2 separate regions of the Mus musculus genome follow, and region 1 is linked to region 2. The links are chromatin contacts, found by POLR2A ChIA-PET in ENCODE. All regions are on one chromosome and are shown on one strand. The core of a region is the stretch at or near the end of the contact, and the rest is flanking DNA. Distances in the headings are between cores, read along the strand shown.

Evidence for each region. ChIA-PET counts read pairs that join two places held with the same protein, here RNA polymerase II (POLR2A).
Region 1: POLR2A ChIA-PET joins it to region 2 with 10 read pairs in embryonic stem cell. The contact joins the promoter of Rad51b here to the promoter of Zfp36l1 in region 2. POLR2A ChIA-PET finds 5 or more read pairs at or near these places in 4 of 5 experiments (Patski and embryonic stem cell).

Annotation. Positions count from the first base shown.
Region 1 is chr12:79,295,213-79,301,475 of GRCm38, reverse strand. It overlaps Rad51b (RAD51 paralog B), which reads right to left and starts at 4,194. Exons shown (of 11, transcript NM_009014.3): 1 at 4,144-4,194; 2 at 829-934. The coding sequence starts at 912. Zfyve26 (zinc finger, FYVE domain containing 26) reads left to right here and starts at 5,194. Exons shown (of 42, transcript NM_001008550.1): 1 at 5,194-5,250; 2 at 5,704-5,999. The coding sequence starts at 5,806.
Region 2 is chr12:80,111,482-80,118,004 of GRCm38, reverse strand. Zfp36l1 (zinc finger protein 36, C3H type-like 1) reads left to right here and starts at 4,992. Exons shown (of 2, transcript NM_007564.5): 1 at 4,992-5,186. The coding sequence starts at 5,130. Gm52006 reads left to right here and starts at 586. Exons shown (of 3, transcript XM_030247048.1): 1 at 586-608; 2 at 1,826-2,394; 3 at 3,383-4,425. The coding sequence starts at 586. The coding sequence ends at 3,462.

The DNA.
Region 1 (6,263 bases), core at 2,945-5,444, 820 kb after region 2:
TACGTGTGGAACATGTAACATGTGGGAAAAAAGAAAGGAAAAGGAAAGGGAAAAAAGCAACTTCTGTTGTATACATTAATGAAGCCAAACCTAAAGATACACTGCTGGGCCAGGGGATAGAATTCAGATGCAGAGCATCTCAGCCTGGGATTCAAACCGCAGAATTAGTAAGTCATGATAATAACGCTGACTGTCAATCTCATACAGCCACGCTGTAATCTCAGTTAAGTCCTATTTCTCAAGTGATGCTGAAAACAATCTTTAAGTGGATTAAACTTCTCAGGAACCCCTCCAAAAGAAGGAAGAGGTATTCTTCCTTACGTTATGACCATTTTCGGCCTAAAATACAAATATTGGACTTTGGTAAATAAAATTCCAGCTGAAACGCAACCTGAGCCACGTACGGAAAGCATCGCTGTTTAACTCACTTCTGTACAAATGAGCTTTTCCTTTCTGTCTGTGGAGGGGAGAAGTCAAGATTAGGAAGCTCCTTCAAATGATCTCTGCAGTCTGACCACTGAGGCAAACTTAGGGGTCACGGTTTAGCTAGATTGGCTACCTGGTAAGTTCTTTTGTCTCTACTTCCCTGGAGCTGGGAGTTCAGGTGTACACGACTGGGCCTGGCTTTTTAGGGCTCTGCTGGCATCTGAGCTCAAGTCCTCATGTTCACATGGCAAGGACTTTACTGATGCCATCATGTCCCCAGCATCGCCCTCCCCCAACCCCCACCCTACAACCCTAAATCTTTCTGACCCGAGTTTAACAGTTACTAATTACAATTAAAATTAATTTGTGCATAAAATTGAAGTAAAAGTGCATGACTGTTACCTGACAGTTAACAATCTGGTATCTGCTTAAACGGTCACACAGCTCTGGAGATAAACCCACTCGTCTTAGTTTCTTGCTGCTCATGTTTCCAGGGCTCCCAAAGAATCTTGAAAAAACATAAGAAAACAATAAAAATGATGGTGGACAGATTATACAAAACACCCTACAAAATAAAGTGCTTCAAACTTCTCTATGTGCAAAGCAAAACATGGAAAAAAAATGCTAATAAAAAAAGTAGGAAAGACACTTACAACCGGGTACACAGAGAAAGTAAGCAACCTCAAAAAATCCAGGCCATGTAATCTTTTGCTATTACTTGACTTTAACAGTGCTTCCCATTTACATAGTAGTCTAGTTTGCCTTTAGTCGCTGTAATAAAACACTGGCCAAAAGCAAGTTGAGAAGAAAAGTTTGATTTGGCTTACAGATTATATGCCTTTGTCTCAGAAAGCCAAGGCAGGAGCTGAAGGCAAGAGCTTGAAGCAGAAATGGAAGCTGAGAAGCCGGGCGGGGTGGCGCATGCCTTTAATTCCAGCACTCACAGGGAGGCAGAGGCAGGCGGATTTCTGAGTTCGAGGACAGCCTGGTCTACAAAGTGAGTTCCAGGACAGCCAGGGCTATACAGAGAAACCCTGTCTCGAAAAACGAACGAATGAACAAACGAACGAACTAAAGAAAGAAAGAGAGAAAGGAAGGAAGGAAGGAAGAAAGAAAGAAAGAAAGAAAGAAAGAAAGAAAGAAAGAAAGAAAGAAAGGAAGCTGAGACCACAAAGGACTACTGCTTACTGCACGCTTCCCCAGCTTGCTCACCATAAGAAGGACCACTGACACTGAGCCAAGCCCTTTTCCATCAACTAGCAGTCAAGAAAACGTCCCCACAGATATGCTCACAGGCCCATCCGATGGAGACAATCCCTCTTCTCCTGAGGGTCAAGTATCAAGTTGATTACCACGACTAGCCGTCACTTATAACATCTTAAGACACTGAGTGTTACTAACAAATTTTGTCTGGTTATGTAATCTTCAAGATGCATTTCCAAGTGGCAACTCTATACTGATCAAGAATGAACAGACATCTGCTAAATATCAACCATGCTCCAAAACCTTATATTTAATATTCTTGACAGACTATAATAAAAATAAAATGTTCTTTTTTACATATGAGAAAGCTAATGTGTAAATGTCAGTTATCCCACTGTCATCAGAAAATAAATAAATAACAGATTTAGGGTTTCATTAGGCAGTTTGTCCTGAGACCTATCCTCTTACCCATTACTACTGTAGAATCACAAATCTTATTTCACCCTTGCTTTTTCTAAAGAGTCAGAACAAATTTCAATCAAGTGATATCAATAAAATTCTTCATTATACTAGCTTCTTACTGTTCCATGTAGAATTAAATTCTGCTCTTCCTATAGCTTAGATAGCTAATGAGACTCATGAAGTATTTGTCTTCAGGGAGTTAGAACTGTTGTAATCTCTGTAATATTGCATGCAAAGAAGAGGCTGTGTGTCTCATCGAAATGGCAAAATATCCTCCAGAAATAATAGGAACTCATTATTCCATGGAATAAAGTAATAATCAATAACTATACACAAAAGAACAAAACTACACACAAGAATTAAGATTCCTACTACCAACACTATATATAGCCCAATAAATAACCCTCCTCTCTCTCTTCATCCCCCATCTTCTACTTCCCTCTCTCCACACAAAACCAAGATACATTCTCTTTATTTCTTTCAGTTGGAATTTTGTAAGGATAATTTGTTTCCTTAAGAGAAAATTTACCAACATTTATACGCTACTCTATTGCCTACTGCTTCTCAGATAAGGTAGTTCCAGGCAATAACATCATATAACGAATAAATTCAGACCCTCAAACAACAAAAACAAAAAACACCTACAACCCCAAATTACAAAGACCTTAGCAATAATCACTCTGATTTAACAGTACCACTCTCACTACTTGCCCTCGATTCTGCTTATGGCTTCAAGTTTTTTCCCTACTCTCCCAAATATAATATAAACTCTCCAAATATAACATTCTCTATTCATTTGTTTCTTTCACCAATATTAAGCACATGCTATGCTAAGCTTATGTCCTCCCTTTTGCATACTTACAATTGAAGAATGAAGAGACATATATTCAAGTAACTACATTTATGTGACAGGTATTGTAGTTGCTATGTGCACGTGCTACTGAGATAGACAGGGAGAAGTCTCGAATTGGTCTGAAAAAAATTAGGTTGCATGTCACAATCCTACTAAAAGTAGTTCCCTTAAAAGTTAGTTTCATTGCTTAAAATGCTTCATGGGACCATCATATGACAACTTCCAAACTTTTATGATCAATCATATTTTTTTTCAACTTGAAAAGGGCATCTCTTACTTAGCTCTTGTCTTTCGAGCAAAGTTGTCCTCATGTGTAAAACAACGGTGATTCTAATTTCTACTCCAGAGCTGGTGCATAACGCTCAAGGTAGGCACTCATTATAGACATGTGATTCTTCTAACGTGACTATCCACAACGTTAGGTTAGGTTACTCAAACACATATTTCTCCACACAAACCCTTCGCCAACCAGTCACTTCCTCTCGAGTGCTATCTCCACACTTTGCACTTATTTCTTCCTTAATCTGATCTGTGCGTTATTATAGTGTATGCTTTTCTTTCTTCCTGATGTGTGCGTAAGCGCGTACGAGACAGAGGAGACAGCATCTCAGACTGAATTTCTGTTAGGCGCTCAATAAAAATAGTGAAGCAACAAAACCCAGCTATTTTGAGGAGGCTGAGGGGTTAATTTATTTATTGGGCCATTATTATGCGCCAGACACTAGTTTTAAATGCTTCGGATGTTTTTAATAAACACACGAACTAGCCAAGGGATCGAGCCAACATTCGAATCCAGAGATCTGACTCCAGATTCCGCGCTCTTAACACCACAAGTTTGACAGTCCCTAAACTTGCCCGGATGCCTAATTTGCCCAAGAGCGGAGGAAGAAGTATCAAGAGTTAGAAAACCTGACGCAAAACTTCCTAATAAAACAGAGCACCTTACAAGCATCACTCGCCTCCCTAGAGGAAGTCGGAAGCTCCAGGACCCCGTCCGGGTTCCAGGGACGAGCCCCGTTACAGAGTACGTGCTCAACACGCAGGACTCTCCGCGACCCCGGTATCAACAGCCACAGGCTCCAAGAGGGAGCACAAGATAATGAACACACCTTCCTCCCCACAACTGCCCCCTCAGAAAACTCCAGTACCAGGTCAGCAGCGTGGAACTTTCAAAGTTTCCCCCACCCTCACACAATTACCCGCGAAAAGTGCGAGCAGCAACATCTGGGGCTCTGGTTGGTTGGTACTCTGGCGACTTATCCAATCAGAAGCAGGAAAATCTCGGGTTAGCCCAGCTGTATTTTGGGAATTGTAGTTCAGTCTCGAAGGTTAATCTAATTAAATTTTTCCTTTGTAGTGATTGCTTAAATCGAGGAGCGGAACCTTTCAAGACGAATGTAGAGGAGGGAAAACCCTGACTGGAAATTCTTTTCCTCAGTGAATCGCATTTTAAAGTTATTTCCTGGGCCAGAGAAGGTTCTTTTGGGGGGCTGAGGGGTTGGAAAAAGGGTGGGCAATATGCCCTATTCCCGTTTTGGGATGAGAGTTTTGTGTTTCCTTTGCACTGTTCAACACATTTAGATGGTGAAAATGTCCGGGAAATACTAACTAAAGCGTCTCAAACTAAAATACATTGAAAAAGAACCACTCAGTTTAGTTGAAAAAATAAAAGAAGTCAAGTAGGTTTCGTATTTAAAACAGCTGCGTTAAGAAAAACTAATAAACTTAAGAACTGACTTGATTACATGATTTGTGAAAAGCCTTTGCTCACTCTTTGTTTTCGTTTGCAACTCCTTTGTACCGACCTCAGTCTTTCGATGGATATATAATTATATATGATATACACACGATAGAATTAGATAGAATAATGATACAGGAAGATCCAGAATTCCTGTGGCTAACCTATCATCTATCACTGGTTGGCACGGAGAAAATGTTGACATCAAAAACAAAACAAAACAGTGGCGGGTACGGAGCGTGGAACACAGATATTCCTGGCCCCAGCTCCCCCGAAATGAATAACTGTGGATGTTGCGAGAAGGAGCAATCATAATTAGGGAGAGTCCTCAGTCCTGTAGCTAGCGGATCTAACTCTTCCTTAGAGTCCCCGTAGCAATCAGGTGGCATCACGTGATTCAAACAAACACGGCACTTGATTTGCATCTTGCTTCTCCTGAGCCAATAAGAGTGGCGCTCTCTTTCGTCATCGCCGCCCGTTCCACCACTCTTCGCAATGGGACTTGTCACCTGACCGGGATCAAACATGGCTGCTCTGGACGGGAAAATGCATTCGACTCCCGGAGCAGGTGAGTGTAAGGCGCAGGGAAGATTGCGAGGGTGCTGTCCACGACCCCGCTAGGGGGAGCATCCCTGTCCCCCAGCCTCCCGGCTCCACAGTTCAGTCCCAGATTGATCCCCTAATCTTTAGCCTCTGTCTTAACAGAAGGCTCTAACCAAGGGAGTTTTCATCCTTACCAAGGCATCCACCAACCTAGAGATTTGTAGCCTGACAAAATGTTCAGGAGGGAATGCGGAAGTAAATGTATGTGTCTGCACCCCAGGCTAGCAAAAATATTAAGATTGTTATATGTGAGGTCTGCGGTAGAAGATGAGGTACACCCCTTAGAGAAAGAGACGGCTCTCAAAAAGAGATAGTAACAGGTCAAATTAAACCCAAAACAGTCATTAGAAAAGTAAGTTCTGCCGTTTCTTTTCGGGCCAGCAGCTGGTGGTTCATCTAAAGTTTCGTTTCTTCTCAGCTCGTGTGGTGTTTCTAGGGGGTACTTCACGGATGAGAAAATTGAGAATGTATTTCGCGTAACGCCTCTATTTTCTATCTACCTGCACTCTGTGCTGGGAAAATGAGTTACCCATTTGGGAAAGAGGAAACCGCTACAGAGGAGGAACTTTTTGAGTTTTTCTGTGAGTGCCTGCGGAGGGGAGACTGGGAGTTGGCACAAGCATGTGTACCTCAACTACACCGGGGACAAGGAGAGATCCCCCAAAAGGTGGAGGACATACTACAGGCGCTGGTGCAGTGTCCCATTCTGCTAAGGTAAGCGATCCCCGCTCCTACCAGGATCTAAGAGAGGAAGATAGTGGTTCAGTGTTTGTACTCTAGTCTGTGTGTGTGTGTGTGTGTGTGTGTGTGTGTGTGTAGGTTTTCGAGACAGGGTTTCTCTGTATAGCCCTGGCTGTCCTGGAACTCACTTTGTAGACCAGGCTGGCCTCGAAATCCACCTGCCTCTGACTCCCGAATGCTGGGATTAAAGGTGTACACCACCACGCCCGGCTGTACTCTAGTCTTTATGGCCCCCCA
Region 2 (6,523 bases), core at 3,743-6,242:
AGTAGTTTAAATTTTAATTTAATGTACAATGACCATATGGCCCTAGAAATCTCTATTTACCCTAGGGCTGTAAGAGCTATGCTCACACACAAATGTGTGTATGAACATCTATTGCAGCTCTATTTCCAGTCCAAATGTCCCATAGGTTCATGGTAGGCAAACTATTATATACTTATGTACCAGGAAGCTATTTGTCAGTAGCAGGGAATGAGCTATCAATATATGCAACATGGATAAATTTTAAAGGCATTATGCTGTGAAGTATTTATATGTTGTTTGGCTTTATTTATATGGCATTCTAGAAAAGACACTATTATTGCGATTGAGAACATATCAGTGGCTACCAGGGATTAAGGATGGAGCAACGTGTGACCACAAAGGGACACACCCAGGTAGTCTTTTGAGGGTTGGTGAAACTGCTGTGGGTGATGGAACTGTGCTGATTCTTCAGTGCATCTGTTCTTAATGCTCATAAATACATATATCAAAGATCACTTTTATTGTACCAAAAAGCAAAACAGCTCTAAGAAGGACCATGAACTATCAAACTGAAACTACTCAAGGAAACAAACATTCCATGAACACATGCTCCAGAGGAGACACTGTTGGTGAGGTAGGTGTGTAGCCAAGAATGTTTCCCATAGGAAGTGATGTTTGAGCTAGGTTCAAAATAATTACAAACTTTCTTGGGCATAGTCCTGGCACCTGGTGAAGTTAAAAGGCCATCCTTAGTTATCACTTTAGTTTGAGGCCAGTCTGGGTTACATAAAACTGTGTCAAAAATGAAAAAAAAAAAGTAGCCAGGTGTGGTGGTGCAAACTTTTAATCTCAGCACTTGGGAGGCAGAGGCAGGAGTGTTTCTGTGAGTTTGAGGCAAGCTGGTTTATACAGTAAGTTCCAAAACAACCAGAGCTTCTACACGAAGTAGAGACCCTGTCTTAACAAAACAAAACAAAACCCAAACCTTGGGGCAGCGACTTCAGACAGAATTTGCATGTGCAAAGGCCCAGGGTAGGAGGAAGATGACTTAATTTCCTTTAAATAAGAGCACAAAAGAATGTCCTGGGGGCGTGGATGTAATAGTGAAAAGTCGAAGGCCGTGCAGTGAGCAGAGGGGTTTGTTCTCCTCCCGCCCAGGCAAGTGGGTACAACCCAGGGAAGAGTTTCCAACTTCTCTTCTGGGATCGGAAACAATTAACCTAAGAATGGAGGTTTAAATACCCAACTTAAGGTCCCAGCAAGATATTTTCTCTCCGCTAGAAGCAGGATTGGACTTGCAGTAGCCTAGGAGATGGCCTTGTATCTTCACTTCTAAAGGACTCAGACCCCAGGCCATGTTTCATTTACCATAAAATCTAGACTGCCCTGTCCTAGGCGGCACTGCACTGGTTCTGGGGGACCATGACAGCTGAATGATACTCTGAGGGGCTTAGGTCTTGGACACACGGGAGACAGGTTCCTACCTCTATTCGGTGACCCCTGCATCTACTGTTTGTAGAAACACTCGTGGCAATCATCAGAATATTCCGAAAAGTTACACAACAGGTTCCCGTGCCACATCCTAACCCACTTCCCTGGCTCACTTGAATACACAAGTTTGAGGCCAGCCTAGGCAACTTAGCAAGACCTTGTGTCAATAATAAATAAAAACAAATCACAGCTAGAAGACAGAACCAATACTCGAATCCCGAACTGCTCAACGCCAGTGCCCTGGGTTCATCCTTAGAGGGTCTGAATCACTGTGCCTGGCGTCAACAATCCTGACAGGTAACCCAGGTAGCTTCAGGGCTTCAATCAGCCAATTCTCTTTTTACCTTTAACCCAGGGAAATCGAGGCCACCCTCAGGGCTCAGGTAGCAAAGGACCGGGAAGGGTCAGATTTCAATCCGAAGCCTTTGGGAGATTTCGCAAATGACCAGGAGCCTAGGAGGAAACGCAACCCCTCTAGGCGCTCTGAGGCGTCGCCTGGCGCCATTGACCGGTTCCGCCGTCTGGGGGGAGGGGGGATGCGGGCGACCCCGCGCCGCAAGCTTCCCCCTCAACAAGGTCGACTGCTTCGGCTCGGCTTTGGCGGACGCACACCGTCGTCTCCGCGTCTCCGGGCCTCCCGAGGACTTTCACTTTCCCGAGTCGCCCAACCTCGCGGCCCCGCCCCCCACCCCGAATACCTGCGTAGCGGAGGACGCGCGAACCGGAAGTCGGCGGCAGAGCGGCGCTTCCCCCCCACCCCCTGGCCGGAAGCGGCTACGCAGGTGGAGACGGCGGCCTGTGCAAGCTCCGGACGCTCGGGAGGCCTAGGCTTGAGTCCCGTGAGCTTCGCGGCTGGGCCGGGTACCTGCGGCCACCTGCGGATCACAGGCCCGCGCGCTGGCGGCCGCCTGTCCCGGACGCAGGGTTAGCGAAGGGTTAAGGAGCGCTGCCCCCCCTCCCCGGAAAGTCCCCTAAATGACGTCGCAACCCGACAATTAGAACGAAAAAAAAAGAGTTTAATTATAGAGACGGCTGTGGGATCAGGGACAAACCTGGGCGGGCGGGTAAACAAGCCGGGAGCGCGCCGCCCGCGGAGCCCGCGCCTCGGGGAGCGGGGGAGGGGCGGCCCGGGGGATCTGGGAAGGCGTAGGAAATTCGAGGAATCACACCCCCCCTTTTGAGAAAAAAAAAAAAAACAACAAAATTATTTAAGCAGCTCGGGGTGTCCAAGACCGCTCGGTCGCCTCAGGGACAGCACCACCCAGCGAGGTCGCCCCTCCCCGGCCAGGGTTCCCCCCTGCAGCTGAGCTTCGCAAACACTCGGGAGTTTAGAGCAGCCCGGAGGGTGATGCGGACTGAAAAGCCGAAATAACTTCACATCAGGACTCCGTCTAACCTTGTGGGTTTTAACGCACCCTGCTCTGTCCTGAAATCTGGAACTCATTACCTCATCATCGAGAAACTGCACGAAATCCGCGGCACACACACCAACCCCCCCCTGGAGCTGGGGAGGGGAAGGAGCAAACATCCCTTTAAAAAGAAACCTACACACCCGAATGATTTAAATTAAGGTGGATGGAAGTTATTTCCCTTCCTGGCGCTTGCCAGATTTCAAGAAAAGATGAAAAATGAGAGCGGGGGAGGGAAGGCACAGCAGCAGCAGCAAAACCCGGGGCAGCAGCCGTGTTAAAAAATGGGGGGGGGGGGCATCAACTCAAGTCACTGGAGAGGAGTCAAGCAGAGACCCCGCGGGGAATTAACGTTAGGTTCGTGGGCTGCAGTAAAAGTCGTGTTTCGCAAAGTTGAAAGAAAAAAAATTGTTTCTAAAACAGTTGTGATTTGGAAGGTTTCCCTGGGTTTGCCCAGAGGCTGGCGATAAATAAAAGTTTTGTTTTTTTTTTTTTTCTTAAAGTGTGCGTGTGTGTAAGGGGTGGTGCGCCTCGAACGCTCTGCTCCGCCCGCTCCGTCCTTTCCAGAGAAACGTACTCGTAATGGGGTGACCTAATTACATCGCAATGGAACTCGCTGGTAGCCACTCGGAGCACCGGGTTTCATAACAGACCCGGCGGCCTCGAATGCTGGGAAGAAACGTGCGAGGCCTGGGCGGTGCGGCCCGCGATTTCCGCCCGGGTCTCCACTGCAGCACGCGAGCCGGTGCGGGTGGGAGGCAGCCAGACCTAATAGTAAATAAACACATAGTTCGTGGTTTTAAAGGGCGGTGTAATTCATTGAAGGCCACTGAGTTCCGTGGGTCTTATTGCTTGGTACCCCCAAACCGGGCATAGTGACAAGCCATATGTTCCGTTCGCGTGGGGGCGGGAGAGCAGCAAGAAGTGTCGCTTCCCCCACCTCTACCTTCCTTCTTACCAAAGTAACTTTTTCCCCCCTTGTTTTTAACATTCGGGGATGTGTGGAGGAGGCAGCCCGAATTCAAAGCGCGCGTGGAAAGTGACTTGTTGCTCTTTTATTTTCAGGGGGTGCCCTTGAAAGTCTGGACTTTTCTGCTGTAGCAAGTTTAAAGATCGGTTATGTGAACAAAGCGCCCCATCTAGGTCTGAAAGAATTCTGCCCAGGCAGTGGTGCCCCCACCATACCGGGAAAACGCAGGCTGCCGGCCCAGCACGCGTGGACCCCGCGCTGCGCGCAAAATCTTACTGCTCTCGCCCCCTCCAGCCTAGGCTCTCCTGGAGAAAAAGTTTTCTCTGGTCATCCCTACTTCTTTTGCTCACTGATGGGAAACAACAAACATAAAACTCTTGACTCGAACATTTGGGGTGCTCCGCATTCCTAAACTCCTCGCCCAGCTCATTTTGCGATGGGCAGCCGGGTGTGGACAGGGAAGTCAGGGGAAGGTAAGTCGTGCGGGCACTTGGAGAAGTTTCAAGGGACACTAGCTCAAGATGGAAACCGCAGCCCTGGCCCGCTCAAGACCAGCTCCAGCGCCTGCTAGGAAGAAAAAAAAAAAAAAAAAAGACAGGGGGGAGAGGGAGGGAGGAGGGGGGGGAGAGAGAGAGAGAGAGAGAGAGAGAGAGAGAGAGAGAGAGAGAGAGAGGAGAGTCGAGCCCGCCTTCCAACTCTTAAAAAAAAAAACCAACAAACACAACAACTCGAACTCCGAAGGGGGTGGAATGAGTGATGTCACAGAGCCGAGCAGCGAGGTTGACAAAGGGTGGGCGCCCCTCCCCCTCTGCCGGGCTCGGCCCAGGGGAGGGGCGCCCCCGGAGCCCGCGGACTCGAAACTTTTCCTCTTTAAGAAAAAAAAGTTTTGCGCCGCTCCGAGTGCTTTTTTTTTTTTTTTTTTTCCGCCTTCTTTCCTCGTCTCCCTCCCCCTTCTTCCTTTTGAAAGTTTCTTTCCTCCCCCTTTACCCCTCCCTCCCTCTTGACCGCATGGCTGATTCAACCTCAGTGTCAATCAACTTTTTTTCCGCCTCCTCTTCTTCATTTAAATACGTTTAAAGCTCCTCCTTCCACCCCCCCCAACCCACCAAATCTTATAAATTGGGCTTTGCGCGCCGCAGCCCGGGAGAGTCAGAAAGGCGAGGGGCGCCGGGAGCAGGCGTGTGGGACTCCTGACCGGAGAGCCGGAGGCTGCGCCTTCCCCGCACCGGGACCTTCACGACACACCAGATCCTAGTCCTTGCCCCGTGCGAACGCCCACGATGACCACCACCCTCGTGTCCGCCACCATTTTTGACTTGAGCGAAGTTTTATGCAAGGTAAAGCAGGGCGGAGCGTTGGCTTTTTGAAAGTTTCTCTTGTGCTCCAAGAAACTCTAAAAAGTTTGGGTCTCGGGGACGTGAAGGAGTTTCACTGCTTGCGTTTCCCTCCATGGTGAAGGAATTTGTTTATGTCCTCCTCGCACTTAAGTTTCAGGTCCCAGGTGGGGTTCTGTGAATCCGGGGAGCAAAGTTCTGGGCGACTGCTCCAGTTTGCGGGGCAAGGAGGTGCGGAAGAGTGGTTAGGTTTGGGACGAATTTTGAAGGATTCTTTTCTGCATGGTGCACCTCCGGAGCTGGGCTAAGCGGGTGGGCTCGGCTTCGCAGTGTGCGCCTTGGGTTTCCTGTACCCGCTGGAGATGTTCGAGGTTACCCAACACCTTTTGCTAGGGGTCTCTAGGAAAAGCGAGGTCTCAGGGCGGTATCTGACTGGGAGAATTTTCCTGTCTGTTTTGGGGAGCTAAGAGATAATGCGACGAAGAAAGAGGCCGACTTAAGGTTCAAAAAGATGTAGGCAAAGCGACTTTGTAGTGGAGTTTGTCCGCCCCAGCTGGGCTAGGTTCCCGCTGCGGGAGCTGGTCGATCGTGCTGCAAACTTGGGGCTGAAACTGTTTGCTTACCTGGGTTGTGAGGCACTACGGTTCGTTGACTAAGGAATAGGGGAACAAAATGCTGCCAGACCTCAAGTTCCCGCCAGTTAGGATTTAAGAGGGCCAAAATGGGGCAGTTTGCCAGTCAGGTTTTTGAAAAACAAAACAGAAAAAAACTTTTAAAACCGTAATGTTCCAGGAGTGCGATTGAAATAACTCCGTGAATGTTGTTAATTTTTTGCCCGCTCTACTTCCCCCAACCCCCCAATTTGAAAGGATGAAGCTGCTAGGCTACTTTTAATTGCTGAACTGTTTTTGCCTTCCCTTAAACACGTCGGGTCATGTTGCTCTCTTCCTAGCTCGCTGCTCCTGTCGGTGCAGCTGCCAAGGCCCCGGGGCTGCAGGGTTGGGGTGCAGGGCCGTGCTGGAGTTGAAGAGCAACATCAAAAACTTTGCATTTTCGGCTTCTTTCCCTCCCTGCGTTTTTCCAAGTCTGTTTGCCCTGGCGGCAGCCTGAGCTAGCCAACTCCATCCTGGGCCCCGCTGCCCCGCTCTTTGATCTATTTCTCTTTCTTTTGCCCCCTCCCCCCGCAGGACTTTTTAAATGAACCTCATTGTTGGAAGCGGCTCTCCTCTGGGTTCCTGTAATCCGCTCGGTGGGGTGGTTGCGGTTACAGGGTTACCGATTCCCGATCCCCTGCTGCGGATCCTAAGGGACTAACTTTAGAATTTGCACAATGACACACA